2 separate regions of the Homo sapiens genome follow, and region 2 is linked to region 1. Evidence: chromatin loops called from intact Hi-C (ENCODE). Cell type or tissue: B cell. All regions are shown on one strand. Links, peaks and the distances in the headings refer to the core of each region. The heading gives the core; the rest is flanking DNA.

What was found. Peaks named below come from ENCODE experiments on the same cell type or tissue, not always from the same donor. Only the 100,000 strongest peaks of a DNase experiment are listed, where the experiment ranks them.
Region 2: it touches region 1 in a loop (1.9-fold over the local background); 3 of 110 quality-filtered maps call a loop at or near these places.

What each region holds. Positions count from the first base shown.
Region 1 is chr5:50,437,112-50,445,809 of GRCh38, reverse strand. EMB (embigin) reads left to right here and starts at 4,522. Exons shown (of 9, transcript NM_198449.3): 1 at 4,522-4,770. The coding sequence starts at 4,659. RefSeq lists silencers at 4,579-4,708, 4,789-4,978. In B cell, for the core only: a CTCF peak has its summit at 5,040; DNase peaks (open chromatin) are centred at 229, 4,579, 4,719, 4,979 and 1 weaker place; H3K4me3 peaks cover 3,208 bases; H3K27ac peaks cover 3,885 bases.
Region 2 is chr5:50,389,962-50,398,527 of GRCh38, reverse strand. It overlaps EMB (embigin), which reads left to right. Exons shown (of 9, transcript NM_198449.3): 9 at 1-2,336. Among named protein-coding and RNA genes, the nearest start is that of EMB, 47 kb to the left of the region's middle. In B cell, for the core only: no CTCF peak of the experiment used is centred there; no DNase peak of the experiment used is centred there.

The DNA of each region.
Region 1 (8,698 bases), core at 81-8,080:
CTACTTGCCCAAAAAGGAATATGTTTTTAATAGCCAGTCACAGCAGAGGTCAATGCACTTCCTCATTGATGCTTTATAAGCTGCACTGTAACTCTCACGTCAAGTTTCTTACTATTTTTGATTTGAAGTCTTCTGGTTTGTGAACTATTCTTCTGTATGTATAATAAACCTTCATATTCCTTTTTTACTTGACCTGACTTTATTTTTACGGGGTCCTCCATGGCGTTTGGGTTTCTCACAGTGTGGCAGTCTCAGGATAATACTGTAGTACTTTTCACTAGGCAGGTGTCTTCTATGAGCAAGATCTCCAACAGAAAGGAAGTGGAAGCTCTTGTGGTCTGGAACAGAAAGCTCACACAATCTCTCTCTCTCTTTTTTTGTTTTGAGACAGTCTTGCTCTGTTGCCCTGGCTGGAGTGCAGTGGTGCGATGTTGGCTTGCCGCAAGCTCTGCCTCCTGGGTTCAAGCAATTCTCCTGACTTAGCTTCCCAAGTATCTGGGATTACAGGCATGCGCCACCATGCACAGCTAATTTTTTTTTTTTTTTTTTTTTTTTTTGCATTTTTAGTAGAGACGGGGTTTCACCATATTGGCCAGGCTGGTCTCGAGCTCCTGACCTTGTGATCTGCCTGCCTCAGCCTCCCAAAGTGCTGGAATTACAGGCGCGAGCCACCACGCCTGGCCAGCCCACACAGTATCTCTTCAGCAATATTCAGTAGGTTAGGGGAGTCAAAGAGCCCACCCAACTCAAGGGGAGAAAACAAAGGACCCTTATTCCCCCTTTATACGCTTCATGATGAGAGTATCAAAGTGCTTGTTGCAATATTTATTTCACCAAGGAGGAAAAGGTCAATTTGGACCAGAAAGGTCAGAAAAAGTTTCCCCCGTCTGGGTATCTCCAATTCTTCTATCCCTGGTTCACCTCAGAGTATTGCAGTTCTGAGAACCAGTGCATTCTGGATTCATTGTAGAACTTTGATTCTCTACTTGACTGTATGTCAGAATCACCAGAGAGCTTGAAAAATCCTGATACCTGGATCTTTTCCCGCAAAACTCTGGTTCATTTGGCTTGGGATTCAGTGTGGGCATTAAGGAGTTTCATCAGCTCTCCATGTAGCTTTAAATGTGATTTTAAGCTGGTTAAAAACCACAGCTTTAAAATGATATGGCCTAGACAGTGCACTGTTAGGTAAATACTTATTCCATAGGCATCAGGGTTAAGTTGATATGCAGAGAAGATCTCTAAAGAGAAAAAAAAAAAAAAAGGTAGGAAACAAATGAAAGTGGAATAAATGAAGGTGTAAATCAATAAGATGAATGGGGGAGGGGATGTCACTCTACGTATATGGTATAAGTTCTGCTCTTTTAGCTCCACGTAAGCTAAAATTGTGGAATAATGTACAAGACAAAAGTTATGAAGTTAGCATCGAATTTAAGCCAGAATTAAAAATTGTCAGGCACTCTCAGCTTGTTTTCTAGATTCGGTATTGATCTCTGCGAAATTCAGTTTTCTCTTTGCCAAAGGATATTGTGAGGTTTACTGGATATTTTTGACCTAGATGTATAGGCCTACATACTTGGACACAGGTTGTCTGTTAACCTAAGACTTTGAGTCAAATTTTAATAATAAGAATAGTTATAAATGTATAGCCCTATGAGTTAGCATTTTTTTAGTTCCAGCTGAAAAAAGAAAAAAGAATTGTCTAGAACATTTTTCTCTCTTCTGGGTATCCCCAGTACTTCTATCCCTGAGTTGCAATCCACTAATATTATTATTTATTTGATGCTCAATTTGTCCCAGATTTGTCCAGTGGGAACCCCTTTAAATGTCCTTAAAGGTAAAAACTGCCAGCATGTTCTACTGAGATATGGACTAACAATGTCAGACATATGTGGGTGCTTGAATAGTATTTGCTTCAAAAATATTTATTACTAGAAAGCTGCTGTGTTTGGGGTGAGAGGTTAGTAGGGAAGGGGGTTCATAAAGGGAATGCAAAAGCCACGTCCTCTGGAAGTTAAAGGATCATTTTAAATGATTCTACTGCAAACATTTTTCAAAAGATAAACATGACCCATTTCTCCAATTTGTGTCATGTAATAGTAATAATAATGATATTTAAATACTCCCACTGATATGTCCTTTACAAAGATATATTATATGTCTTATTTAATCAAAAAACCTTAAAAGAGTCCCTGTACCTAATTTTATTCCAGGACTCAAACTGTGTCAGCATGTCATTCAGTGCAAATCAGACATTTAGATGCATAGGCTATGCTGTCAGTAGTTCTGAACTTTCATAGACATTTCCAATTAGCTCGGAGAGACAACTGGATATTGTGTTTAAGCACTGTGTTTAGGAAAACAGGCACTGGATGGACCAATGCCAAATTTCCTGCTCTGCTGCTTAACTAAGTATGTGTAATTACTTGGGCAATTACTTAAGCAATTACTTGGGCAATTACTTAAGCCAATCCCCAATTTCTTCGTCTTGAGCCCAGAAGGTCAAGGCTGCAGTGAGCCGTGAATGTGCCTCTGCCCTCCAGCCTGAGCGACAGAGTGAGAATTCCCCAGGAGTGCAGAGGTTCTCAGAACTGCAATACTCTGAGATGAATTTTGAAAGGTGAATCAGGGATAGAAAAAGTTATATAGGGAAGGCAGTCAATAAGCTTGTTTTAAAGGATATGGAGCATTTGAAAAAGTGGAATGTACATAAGGCTGGAAATATCAAATATCTAAATATAGAACAGGAACAGTGATGAAAAGACTTTCAAAATGCTTAGCAAAATGAGAATTATATTTCTTTCTCAACTCTTTTGTTCCAACAGCAAAAGCAACAGTGGGGATCAGCATCAACTTGGGTAAGTAAGTTTTTCTGGTCATAAATAGGCTGATTCAACTGAAAAAAATGTTTCTTTAAGAAGGGTGAATTTGTGTCTAAGGATTTTATGAGACTAACTGGGAAAAGTCAGTCAGAGTTTAGTTTGAGGTGAGAAGTGCTTACTGTTGACACTCTACCTAATTATAGGGAAATGTGTGCAGTTAGTCCTGAGACCAGATGCAGGGTTGAAAGAAAGAGGTGTGATGTAGCAGCCATTGATTAGGCAATTTGGGTTTAGCAAGCCCAGTCAATGCCCTCAGAGGGTCAACAGTGTATAAGATTTAGTCCTTGAAGGCATCTTTTAAAGTTTCATTCAGAAGATTTTAATAATTTTGACCATAATTTTCTGAGAAGAGGCTTTTCTGAGATTTGTCATTCACAGATAAACAGTTGTCTAATTTGTGTGTGTGTGTGTGTACATGTGTGCATGCGTGCATTTGTGCATGTGTGCCTATCTAGCCTCTTTTGAACACAATGGTAGATTGGCACCTGGTAGATAATATTGTTGAATGAATTGTATTATTCATATTATCTCACTGCCAATTTGAAGAATCTACATTCTGTTTCCAAAGTTTTGTGCATATAATACTAAACCAGAAACAGACGTGTTTTAGTAATACGTACCAATTACAAATTAACCATTCCTGCCTGGAATAAACACAGGTTTTGTTAAATAGCTCAATTTTCAAAATTTGTCTCATGTTATTTCCAATCCTTTTTTTTTTAACGCCGATATATTTTGAATTTACGAATGTGAAAGCTGAACTTCAAAAAAATAAAGGGAGAGGAAACAAAGCTCGTGAAAAATTTTAAAAATATCTTTTAATGCGTTATAACATCCTGGAGAGAAATCAAATCAATGTGTTTCAATGTTACAATATAGATTTCTCCTCCCCTCCCGGATAAAGCACTAATTTATTTAATTTGGTTCAGAGCACTGAATATTCCAAGCTACAGCCTTGTGGGTAAGAGCATTATCTTAAAGAGTGTTCGGATTTAACAAAGGTCAATGTCTTGTGCAGTTTACATAGTATCTACTCTCAGTAGCTTTTGCTTCTTGAGCTCTAGGTGGCTCCTCAGAAGCTGTTAGGCTTAACAAACAAAAATAAAGTAAAATCAGACACGGTATGGGGCCTTGGGACTCTAAAACCTTCATCCGGAGAAAATCAGTTAAGCCTTCAGAGACTAGAAGAGAGAATGTGTGTGATTGGTAGGCAAAGCAAAGAAAGATTAACACAAGTTGTCTGGCAGCTGGATAAAACCTTACACCTGCGCAAAAATAAGCCTCCCTCGTAAGAAAGCCCAAAGATGTCCGGGGTCCGGGAGGAGAAAAGTGTTTCTCATCTGTCCCATCAAAGCAAATTAGTGAAACCTGCCTCAGGTGAAGTGCAAAGGCCAGTCTGTAGGCAGAGTTTCGACCTCTCCCCACGAGATTGGCTAGACATCACCTGCCCAAGCTCTCTCCCGACCTGCTAGAGCCGAGAGGGCGGAGGCCGGAGAGGCTGCAGCCGGGAAGTAGCACCGCCACCGCACATCCGGGAACGCCAGCAGCCGGCTGAGGGCTGCATAACTGATGGAGGGCCGGGCGCGGTAAGAGCGTCTCGGGGGAGTGGGGCAAGGCGGCCGGGCCCCTCCCATTCCGCCTTTTCTTCAGCGTCCTACCCGCGGCACTGGCTGCGAGCGCCGGGCCACCTGCGAGTGTGCGCAGGGACTCTGGACACCCGCGGCGGCGAGCTGAGGGAGCAGTCTCCACGAGGACCCAGGCGGACCCTCTGGCGCCATGCGCGCCCTCCCCGGCCTGCTGGAGGCCAGGGCGCGTACGCCCCGGCTGCTCCTCCTCCAGTGCCTTCTCGCTGCCGCGCGCCCAAGCTCGGCGGACGGCAGTGCCCCAGGTGTGATGGGTACAGGGTCCAGGGTAGGGAGGGCGGAGGGCGCGCGAGGCTCGGGTCCCCGCGGGCAGAGGGCATCGCCGGCGCGCCGGGCAAGGGTGGCGGGGAGAGGCGCGGGGATGCTGGTAAGGGCGGGTGGGAGAGTCGGCGGCGGCCTCCCATTAGCTACGTTTGTGTCACCTAAGCTGAACCCTGAAACTGCTGCGGCTCGCGTTCCTGCGCTCTTTGGGGCGAGTCTTGAACGAACAGCGCCCCGCGAGTCGGGCGCGTAGGTAACAGGGCAGAGTCTGGTTTTTCCTAGGAAGAAGGCAGTGGGGTGTGTGGGTGGTTGCAGGGACCAGCTAGCGACTTGGCTTGGGCAAATATGGCATGAATTTTGAAAGCCACATTTCCCCAAGGCCTACTCCCTTTTCTTGATTCGAGAGTAAGGCTCGAGTATCACCTCCTTCCCTCCTCTTGGCAGGTGGGTTGGCTTTGAGGATTTTTTTTTTTTTTTTTTTTTTTTTTTTGAGACGGAGTTTTACTCTTGTTGCCCAGGCTGGAGTGCAATGGCGTGATCTCGGCTCACCGCAACCTCCTCCTCCCGGGTTCAAGCGATTCTCCTCTGTCAGCCTCCAGAGTAGCTGGGATTACAGGCATGCGCCACCACGCCGGGCTAATTTTATATTTTTAGTAGAGACTGGGCTTCTCCACATTGGTCAGTCTGGTCTCGAACTCCCAACCTGAGGTGATCCGCCCGCTTCGGCCTCCCAAAGTGCTGGGATTACAGGCGTGAGCCACCTCACCTTGCCGAGGATGTTTTTTTAGAGCTGAGTAGGGGAAAAAACATCATAACCAACTAGCCAACCAAAGATCCACAACTTACAGGATAACGTGTGTGTATCTTCATTTTACACCGTGGTCTTTGAAAACAAAATGTGTGTGTGCATGTGTGTGTGTGTATGTGTGAGATTTTTGCTTGTTGTTTTATTGTTTAAGACACTTTGACAGAGGGATTACGTGCAAAACATTAACAAAGCCAACACGAAAGTTGCCATTCTACCTTCACCTGTTTATAATTACTTTTCATATTGAAAGGATTCCATCCAACCTATTGCAAGTTTCTGTGTCATAAATGTTACCAGCCAGTAAGGGTAATAAAAGACCACCTCTCAAGCTGGTAAATATTGGCCACCAGTAACTAAAATTGGGACATTATTCTGCAAAAAGTTTTCAAACTCTCATGGGAATTTATTTTCATGGGCTTGTAAGATGTGGAATTTTTGTAACACACCATAGAGAAGGAAGGATAATCAAAAGGTAAGACTATTAATTTTTATAAATGCCTTTTAAAACGTCTAGTTGTTAACAACTTGGACAGAACATCGTGGGTTCCTTCGCAGATTTCCTTGTGCCACATCTCTTTTCCATAATACCACTTATAAAGAATTGTCCAGGCCTGTAATCCCAGCACTTTTGGGCGCTGAGGTGGGAGGATGGCTGGAATCCAGGAGTTCAAGACCACCCCGGGCAACATAGCAAGGTCCCTTCTTTATTAAAAAAAAAAAAAAAAAAATTAAAAGTGCGGTTGTGGTGATGTACACCAGTAGTCCCAGGTGCTTGGGATGCCAAGGCAGAAAGATTGCTTCAGTCCAAAGTTTGAGGCTGCAGTGAGCTATGATGGTGATGGTGCCACTAAGCTCCAGCCTGGGTGACAGTGCAAAACTGTCTCAAAAAAAAAGAAAGAAAAAGAAACAGAATTGTCCAGGACATTTTTCCCCCTTCTGGGTATCTCCAATTCTTCTATCCCTGGTTCACCTCAGAGTATTGCAGTTCTGAGAACCAGTGCATTCTGGATTCATTGTAGAACTTTGATTCTCTACTTGACTGTATGTCAGAATCACCAGAGAGCTTGAAAAATCCTGATACCTGGATCTTTTCCCGCAAAACTCTGGTTCATTTGGCTTGGGATTCAGTGTGGGCATTAAGGAGTTTCATCAGCTCTCCATGTAGCTTTAAATGTGATTTTAAGCTGGTTAAAAACCACAGCTTTAAAATGATATGGCCTAGACAGTGCACTGTTAGGTAAATACTTATTCCATAGGCGTCAGGGTTAAGTTGATATGCAGAGAAGATCTCTAAAGGAAAAAAAAAAAAAAAGGTAGGAAACAAATGAAAGTGGAATAAATGAAGGTGTAAATCAATAAGATGAATGGGGGAGGGGATGTCACTCTATGTATATGGTATAAGTTCTGCTCTTTTAGCTCCACGTAAGCTAAAATTGTGGAATAATGTACAAGACAAAAGTTATGAAGTTAGCATCGAATTTAAGCCAGAATTAAAAATTGTCAGGCACTCTCAGCTTGTTTTCTAGATTCGGTATTGATCTCTGGGAAATTCATTTTTCTCTTTGCCAAAGGATATTGTGAGGTTTACTGGATATTTTTGACCTAGATGTATAGGCCTACATACTTAGACACAGGTTGTCTGTTAACCTAAGACTTTGAGTCAAATTTTAATAATAAGAATAGTTATAAATGTATAGCCCTATGAGTTAGCATTTTTTTAGTTCCAGCTGAAAAAAGAAAAAAGAATTGTCTAGAACATTTTTCTCCTTTCTGGGTATCCCTAATTCTTCTATCCCTGATTCACCTTTCAAAATTCATCTCAGAGTATTGCAGTTCTGAGAACCTCTGCACTCCTGGGGAATTCTCACTCTGTCGCTCAGGCTGGAGGGCAGAGGCACATTCACGGCTCACTGCAGCCTTGACCTTCTGGGCTCAAGATGAAGAAATTGGGGCTTGGCTTATGTAATTGCCCAAGTAATTGCTTAATTGCCCAAGTAATTACACATACTTAGTTAAGCAGCAGAGCAGGAAATTTGGCATTGGTCCATCCAGTGCCTGTTTTCCTAAACACAGTGCTTAAACACAATATCCAGTTGTCTCTCCGAGCTAATTGGAAATGTCTATGAAAGTTCAGAACTACTGACAGCATAGCCTATGCATCTAAATGTCTGATTTGCACTGAATGACATGCTGACACAGTTTGAGTCCTGGAATAAAATTAGGTACAGGGACTGTTTTAAGGTTTTTTGATTAAATAAGACATATAATATATCTTTGTAAAGGATATATCAGTGGGAGTATTTAAATATCATTATTATTACTATTACATGACACAAATTGGAGAAATGGGTCATGTTTATCTTTTGAAAAATGTTTGCAGTAGAATCATTTAAAATGATCCTTTTAACTTCCAGAGGACGTGGCTTTTGCATTCCCTTTATGAACCCCCTTCCCTACTAACCTCTCACCCCAAACACAGCAGCTTTCTAGTAATAAATATTTTTGAAGCAAATACTATTCAAGCACCCACATATGTCTGACATTGTTAGTCCATATCTCAGTAGAACATGCTGGCAGTTTTTACCTTTAAGGACATTTAAAGGGGTTCCCACTGGACAAATCTGGGACAAATTGAGCATCAAATAAATAATGATATTAGTGGATTGCAACTCATTTAATAATATGGGAATTCATGAGTACCCACTGATGTAAATTTAAAAAGGAGTCAATGAAAAGTTTGATGGGGTACAAAGTATTAAAGATTCAGAGTAACTCTTCAGAATGTGCTCATTAATATCAAGGGAAAAAGAGTAACTTTATGGTGGAGAAGCTTGGCAGACAGCACTTTGATCAAATGATCAAAGACCAAAATCTGTTTAAATGGAACAGATGAACCATAAGCCTACTTTTATTTATTTATTCATTCATTCATTCATTTAATTTTTGAGACAGGGTCTCACTCTGTCACTCAGGCTGGAGTACCGAGGCACACTCATGGCTCAGGGCAGCCTTGACCTTCTGGGCTCAAGAGATCCTCCCACTTCAGCCTCCCACATGGCTGGGACTACAGGCATATGCCACCACACCCGGCTAATTTTTGTATT
Region 2 (8,566 bases), core at 1-8,000, 47 kb after region 1:
GTTTTAGGGTGCAGGTCCATATAGTCGTAATACTTAAAACACTGCTACACTGATGCTTTTGTGGCTCATGGTTTCCTGGTTCTTTGATTTAACACCTGGCTTCCTGGTATCTATGGCTGGTTAAATATCTAAACCTGCATTATTAGTGCTTTACAATAATAATTCCCTTGACTGAAGTCCAGAAATACTAAAGCACTTCTTTTTTATTGCTGTGAATGCCTTAGACTTATCTTCCAAAATAGGATACTTCGTTTCTATTGCATATATAACTGAAATATTTTATAAACTCACTGTAATCAAATCTTATAAAATCTGAATCAACATGAAAAGTTGTCAATGCTTGAATGAATACTAAAATCATACCACAAGATACTAGATAACATAAATGACCATGAAGTGTCCCACTGCTCAAAGGGCAACAACTTTAAGAACAGAAGCAAAGAGTGGTGGTGTGGAACCCAAGATTCTTGGCGACTAGGGAATTTAAAGGTTGGGGAGGAGGAATTCAATGATTTGACAAGAAATACTTTATAAAAATTTGCTCCATGTATTGGCTAAGAAAAATATAATAAAATTTTGGTAGTGAAAATTGTATCACTAATGTTTACCAATATTACTAGTATGAATAATACACATAAGGTAGTGACTTGGAAGCTGCTCAATACTTTGTTGCTATAACAAAATGCAATATTTTGTTGTAAAGCATCTTAACTACACATATAAGTTTGCTGAACTTGAATACATCCCGGTAATGGCAAACTTCATTTTATTCTTGGTTTTCATTTTATTCTGGTCTCAGGGCCATACATTTATTTTAGTTTAATTAATTATTATTTTGACAACATTACTTGGGTAATATCTATATAATGGTAGATAACCAATCAGTTAGCTTAATTAATCTAAGCTATTTGAATTCAGGGAAATATTAGTCAAATCTGCTGTTTGACTAAATACAATTCAAAGCAGTGTATTTGTGACTTGGAATATAGAACACAAACAAATGTGTAACCCATCTGCAGTATGCATTCTTCCATTTTACCACCACTAACCATTGAGGCTCATACAATTTTCAAGCAACAAGCATTGCTTCCCAAAGGTAAAATAATCAGGAATATTTCTATAGTAAATGGAGTTTTTAATTGGCAATACTGTTTATTTTTTTCTAGCAAAGACAATTTATCTCAGTAACCTTAAATAGGAAAAGTACTCAAAAATTAAAGTTGACTTTTGGCTTTTTGTAGTCTCTCTGGAGGACTTCCAGAAAATTACCACTGTTGGATTTTAATCTGCTTCCATTAACCAATCTTACAGAGATGATAAATGAATTAACTAATATTGACCAAATATAAATTGACTGCAAATAATAAGCCGCATAAAAGTTGAAGTAGGAAAACTACTCCAAGTTTATATATTAGGCACCTTGGGGAATTCTCTTAGTCTTTCCAGCTAACAAGGATTTTCAGCATAATAAGTAGATTTAATGATGGCATAAAATTCCCAGATACTTTCATATACATTTTTTGCCAAAGTGTAAATCTTCTCCTTTTGCAGTCTTTTTGTTATTATCCCAACATCTAGCTGCTCAGGCCCTAATTTAGAACTCATTCTGATATTTTCTTCTTCTGTATTAATTAATACTTATGGGTCATGAATCCCTGCTCCTTTGACCTTTTTAATAGCTCATGAATCCATCCCATTGCCTCCCCAACTCTGCCCACACCTGCTGCAACACTAATGCCTTGATTTTCCTACCTCAGTCTCCTTTTCTATTAATCCCTCTTTTGCGTGGCTGCCTGAGTCCACTTTCTCAAACACAAACCTCACTATGCAACTTTGGAATCTCTGTAGGCTCACCTTTGCCATTTCTTAATATTGCATTCTCCAAATTGCTAATCTCTATCCAGTCTCTTGAACTAGACTTGGCACATGGAGATTCCGCTCAGAAAGTGCTCTTCACACTTCTACCTGCTTGACTAACCCCAGATTATCTTTCAAGACTTTAATCTGATCTTGTGTCTTAGAGAAGCCCCCATACCTGGTAGAGCATGTACCATCTTACATGCTTAAATAACTCCACATTTATTTGTGTTTATTACTCTGTGTTATAAATATACATTTGTTGGTCTCTCTCTTGGATTATTTTGTTTCTTTGTCCTGTAACTACCACTGAAAGGGTGCAATACAGCTTTCTTGAAATGTGTATTGAACGGATGAATGTATAAATAAAAATTAAATTTTGTAAATTTCTGCTTATTCTTAGAAAAAGAATCTAAATTGTGACAAATCAGAATTGAAAAAAGTATTCTAATAAAGAAAAACAAGCTTTTATAACTTCAGTATTTGCTTCTTTTACTTTGAAAAACACATAGAATAGTATAAAGGTCCAGTCATATTTTCTGTAATAGTGAATTAGTGTCTTGTGAGCAAAATGAGTTCTAATTCCTAAACTATTACACAGATTACGTTGCTTTCAACTTATTTAAATTTCCCTTGTTCTTCATGTTTCATGGACAGTACAAATGCAAACCTTATTTTTATCCTTTATTCTAATAACATAATGCATTGATTTTAAATGTAAAGAATTTTAGGCTGCATGGTGGCTCACATCTATAATCTCAGAACTTTGGGAGGCCAAGGAGGATGGATCACATGAGGATAGGAACTTGAGAACAGCCTGGGCAACATAGTAAGACCCTGTCTCTACTAAAAATAAAAAAGAAATTAGCCAGGCATGGTACTTGCCTGTAGTTCCAGCTACTTGGGTGGCTGAGGCGGGAGGATTACTTGAGCCCAGGAGTTTGATGCTGCACTGAGCTATGATTGCCACTGCACTTCAGCCCGGGAGACAGAGGAAGACTCTGTATCTGTTCCCCCCAAAATTTAGTGATTGTATTTCTTTACATCATACTGTAGAGAGTTGATGTTTGTGTTCACTCCACTAACCTCATTCCACTTTCCCCTGCCAGTATACTTCAGAATATCTCAGATCCAATTCAAAATTTAATCTTAAAAGGTATAATTATTTTCACAGTTTCATAGTTTAGTTTTGATCACTGAAAGCATTTCTTTCATTTTGTCTAATCGAACAAATTTATGCAAAGAATTGGGGACTTATTCCTCATTAGTATTGTTCATCTATAGGTGGAAATAAGTTCAAGTATGTGTTGCAGTATTAATTAAAGGCAAAGTGACCTACTTGTACTATATTCTGAATAAATACTTATTGAATGAATGAAAAATAGAAGAGTGACTCAATTATTTTAGAATCTTAAGTTATACAGATTTATGTAATGTCTATTTTGATTTTTATTAATTAACCATGAATTTATCCTACTCTAGTATTGAGAAAAAGAAAATGGAACTATAGACCCTTCTTTCATATGATACTTAGGAATGTATCTGCACTGTATCCAGAAAGTCAGTTACATGCCCTGTTTACCAATTGAATTCTGCTTCACTAAGGATAATAATAACTGACATTGAGTGCATGGCATATGATGGGCACTGTGCAAATTGCTTTGACATGTTTTGTTCATTTAATCCACACAATGGTCCTATGCTATAAAAACAGTTAATATCTACTTTTTTAATAGATGAGGAAACTGCAGCTTAGAGAGATTAGGTAAGCTGCCTTAAGTCACCCTGCCTGTAAGTGTTTAGAGCTGAGATTCACATTCACGGAGTCCTCCTGAAGAACCTAGGATTAACCACCACGTTGAACAGCTTTGGCCTGCAAGTTACATGCTTCTTAGAAAATGAGGCTATTATCTATAATCTGTATTTTTTAATATCAATTTTATTCCTTTCAACTGGTCAGTTATATCATAAATTCCATGGAATTTTTATGGAATCCATGCTTTGCCACTCTTGTATCCCTATAGTGGTGCTGGGGAATCAAGACACATTTATTTGCCTTAGCACTCTTTCTTTCTTTCTTTTTTTTTTTTTTTTTTTGTAATTTTACTTATAAATTGGGAGGGTGGCCATAAAATTTATCATCCAACCACTGAAAGTGAAAGAAGGTGCTATTTATGATTTCCCCAGGACAACAGGCAGAAAATAGTCTCTGGTCGTACATTTAGCCTGCAGAGAGAATTTAAGTACATTATGGATAGTCTGCCATAGACACAGCAGTAGCATCTGCAACAAGTAAATGATAAACAAAAATCAACTTTCAGGGAAATAGCCATTTTTAGTAGTAAACATAGGGAAATAGCCATTTTAAGTAAATGTCAGGAGAGTCTCACTATAAACTGCCTATAATGAGACAGTTTAGTAAGCTTAAAGTTTTATTAATTTCCAAAAGCATCTAATAGGTTGAGATTTATTGGCATTCAAAAGTATGATTCACAGATTGTAAGAGAAGCTGGCAAAGAAAGTCATGTTTTTGCTGGCCTATGGAATGCACTCGAGAATTCTTTGGGCTTGCATATCTTCTGATTCATGTGTCATAATAATAATGTCTGTGTGATTCTCAGTGAATCATGAATGTGTGATTGTGCTTTTATGATAAAATTTTCTTATGAAGTCAGTGAAAATAATTCATGAATAATGTTGTCAAAATTACTTTTAATCACAAGATTAACCTGCAACAACTATGTATATTATTTTTATGTGTTGGCTTATTATGTTCAAAAACTTTGTTTATAAAAACTGATTTTGCTATTTAATTTTTAATTTACTTTAGAAAATAATGTAGCACAATGTTAGATTTATTACATATGTAACAATACTATTTAATGCTGCAAAATCATAGCACATGTTTGTAACTATCACATTTTATTAACTGTCTTTGTACTTTTAAAGAAAGAAATATGATCATAATCTTTAGTTTTATTTAAATCAAGGATCATGGATTTATTTTGACATACTTTCTAATAATTATAATTTTTTCCTTTGTAAGCATATGTGCCTAAATTCTCATTGAGGGCTTTCTGTACTGTGTAAATAGCACAGAAAATGTCTATATAGGAATGTTTAAAAAATATTTTCTGTTGCATGTAACTGAAAAGATACATCTAATATGCAATTAAATTGAATAAAATAGTACTTAGTGAATTAAAAAGTTAAGTATTGAAAAACATTGTCATGCTTTTTATTTTTAATAGTGGTTTAAAAGAGAATATAAAGGCACTAAACAGAAAACACTAGTTTTTTTTTTCTTTGTGTATACTCACAAATAATTTAAATCATGTTGAACAATATGTCCTTCTCAAGCCCAGTGAAAAAGTGCACCTAGAGCTGGGACTCTAGTTTAACACATCGAACCAAAAGTCTTTCAGAAAGGAATTTTCAAAGTGTCCCAAAATATATTTGAACAATTTAAAAGGCAGTAGCGAACTTCATAAAAATAGATATTTTAAGTTAAAATGATGCAGAGAACAAATTTTCTTGTTGTTCTGGGTAAATTTTTTTCATTATATTTTAAGTTCTGAGGTACATGTGCAGAATGTGCAGGTTTGTTACATAGGTATACACGTGCCATGGTGGTTTGCTGCACCCATCAACCTATCATATACGTTGGGTATTTCTGCTAATGCTATCTGTCCCCTAGCTCCCACTCCGCAACAGGCCCCGGTGTGTGATATTCCCCTCCCTGTGTCCATATGTTCTCATTGTTCAATTCCCACTTATGAGTGAGAACGTGCCGGTGTTTGGTTTTCTGTTCTTGTGATAGTTTGCTGAGAATGATGGTTTCCAGTGTCATCCATGTCCCTGCAAAGGATATAAACTCATCCATTTTTATGGCTGTATAGTATTCTATGGTGTATATGTGCCACATTTTCTTTATCCAGTCTATCATTGATGGGCATTTAGGTTGCTTCCAAGTCTTTGTTATTCTGAACAGTGCCACAATAAACATACGTGTGCATGTGTCTTTACAGTAGAATGATTTATAATCCTTTGGGTATATACCCAGTAATGGGATTGCTGGGTCAAATGGTATTTCTAGTTCTAGATCCCTGAGGAATCGCCACACTGTCTTCCACAAGTAATTTACACTCCCCCAACAGTGTAAAAGCATTCCTGTTTCTCCACATCCTCTCCAGAATCTGTTGTTTCCTGACTTTTTAATGATCACCATTCTAACTGACGTGAGGTGGTATCTCATTGTGGTTTTGATTTGCATTTCTCTGATGACCAGTGATGATGAGCATTTTTTTAATGTGTCTGTTGGCTGCATAAATGTCTTCTTTTGAGAAGTGTCTGTTAATATCCTTGGCCCACTTTTTGATGGGGTTGTTTTTTTTCTTGTAAATTTGTTGAAATTCTTTGTGGATCCTGGATATTAGCCCTTTGCCAGATAGATAGATTGCAAAAATTTTCTCCCATTCTGTAGGTTGCCTGTTCACTCTGATAATAGTTTCTTTTGCTGTGAAGAAGCTCTTTAGTTTAATTAGATCCCATTTGTCAATTTTGGCTTTTGTTGCCATTGCTTTTGGTGTTTTAGTCATGAAATCTTTGCCCATGCCTATATCCTGAATGGTATTGCCTAGGTTTTCTTCTAGGGCTTTTATGGTTTTAGGTCTAACATATGAGTCCTTAATCCATTTTGAATTAATTTTTATGTAAGACGTAAGGAAGGAATCCAGTTTCAGCTTTCTACATATGGCTAGACAGTTTTCCCAGCACCATTTATTAAATAGGGAATCCTTTCCCCAGTACTTGTTTTTGTCAGGTTTGTCAAAGATCAGATGATTGTAGATAACGCGGCATTATTTCTGAGGCCTCTGTTCTGTTCCATTGGTCTATCTCTCTGTTTTGGTACCAGTCCCATGCTGTTTTGGTTACTGTAGCCTTGTAGTATAGTTTGAAGTCAAGTAGCATGATGCCTCCAGCTTTGTTCTTTTTGCTTAGGATTGGCTTGGCTCTGTGGGCTCCTTTTTGATTCCACAAGAAATTTAAAGTAGTTTTTTCCAATTCTGTGAGAAAGTCAATGGTAGCTTGATGGGGACAGCATTGATGTCTCAATTACCTTGGGCAGTATGGCCATTCTCATGATATTGATTCTTCCTATCCATGAAAATGGAATGTTTTTCCATTTGTTTGTGTCCACTCTTATTTCCTTGAGCAGTGGTTTGTAGTTCTCCTTGAAGAGGTCCTTCACATCCCTTATAAGTTGGATTCCTAGGTATTTCATTCCCTTTGTAGCAATTGTGAATGGGAGTTCACTCATGATTTGGCTCTCTGTTGGTCTGTAATTAGTGTATAGGAATGCTTGTGATTTTTGCACATTGATTTTGTATCCTCAGCCTTTGCTGAAGTTGCTTATCAGCTTAAGGAGATTTTGGGCTGAGACAATAGGGCTTTCTAAATATACAATCATGTAATCTGCAAACAGAGACAATTTGACTTCCTCTTTTCCTAATTGAATACCCTTTTTTCTTTCTCTTGCCTGATTGCCGTGGCCAGATCTTCCAATACTATGTTGAATAGGAGTGGTGAGAGAGGGCATTCTTTTCTTGTGCCAGTTTTCAAAGGGAATGCTTCCAGTTTTTGCCCATTCAGTATGATCTTGGCTGTGGGTTTGCATAAATAGCTCTTATTATTTGTAGATATGTTCCATCAGTACCTAGTTTATTGAGAGTTTTTAGCATGAAGGGGTGTTGAATTTTGTTGAAGACCTTTTCTGCATCTATTGAGATAATCATGTGGTTTTTATCATTGATTCTGTTTATGTGATGGATTGTGTTTATTAATTTGCATATGTTGAACCAGCCTTGCATCCCAGGGATGAAGCCGACTTGATCGTGGTGCTTTTTGATGTGCTGCTGGATTCGGTTTGTCAGTATTTTATTGAGGATTTTCGCATAGATGTTCATCGGGGATATTGGCCTGAAATTTTCTTTTTTGTTGTGTCTCTGCCAGGTTTTGGTATCAGGATGATGCTGGCCTCATAAAATGAGTTAGGGAGGATTCTTTCTTTTTCTATTGTTTGGAATAGTTTCAGAAGGAATGCTACCAGTTCCTCTTTGTACCTCTGGTAGAATTTGGCTGTGAATCTGTCTGGTCCTGGGCTTTTTTTGGTTGGTAAGCTATTAATTATTGTGTCAATTTCAGAACCTGTTATTGGTCTATTCAGAGATTCAACTTCTTCCTGGTTTAGTCTTGGGAGGGTGTATGTGTCGAGGAATTTATCAATTTCTTCTAGATTTTCTAGTTTATTTGCATAGAGGTGTGTATAGTATTCTCTGATGGTAGCTTGTATTTCTTTGGGATTGGTGGTGGTATCCCCTTTATCATTTTCTATTGCATCTATTTGATTCTTCTCTCTTTTCTTCTTTATTGGTCTTGCTAGCAGTCTATCAATTTTGTTGATCTTTTCAAAAAACCAGCTCCTGGATTCATTGCTTTTTTTTTGAAGGGTTTTTCTTGTCTCTCCTTCAGTTCTGCTCTGATCTTAGTTATTTCTCGTCTTCTGCTAGCTTTTGAATTTGTTTGCTCTTGGTTCTCTAGTTCTTTTGATTGTGATGTCAGGGTGTCAATTTTAGATCTTTCCTGCTTTCTGTCATGGGCATTTAGTGCTATAAATTTCCCTCTCCACACCGCTTTAAATGTGTCCCAG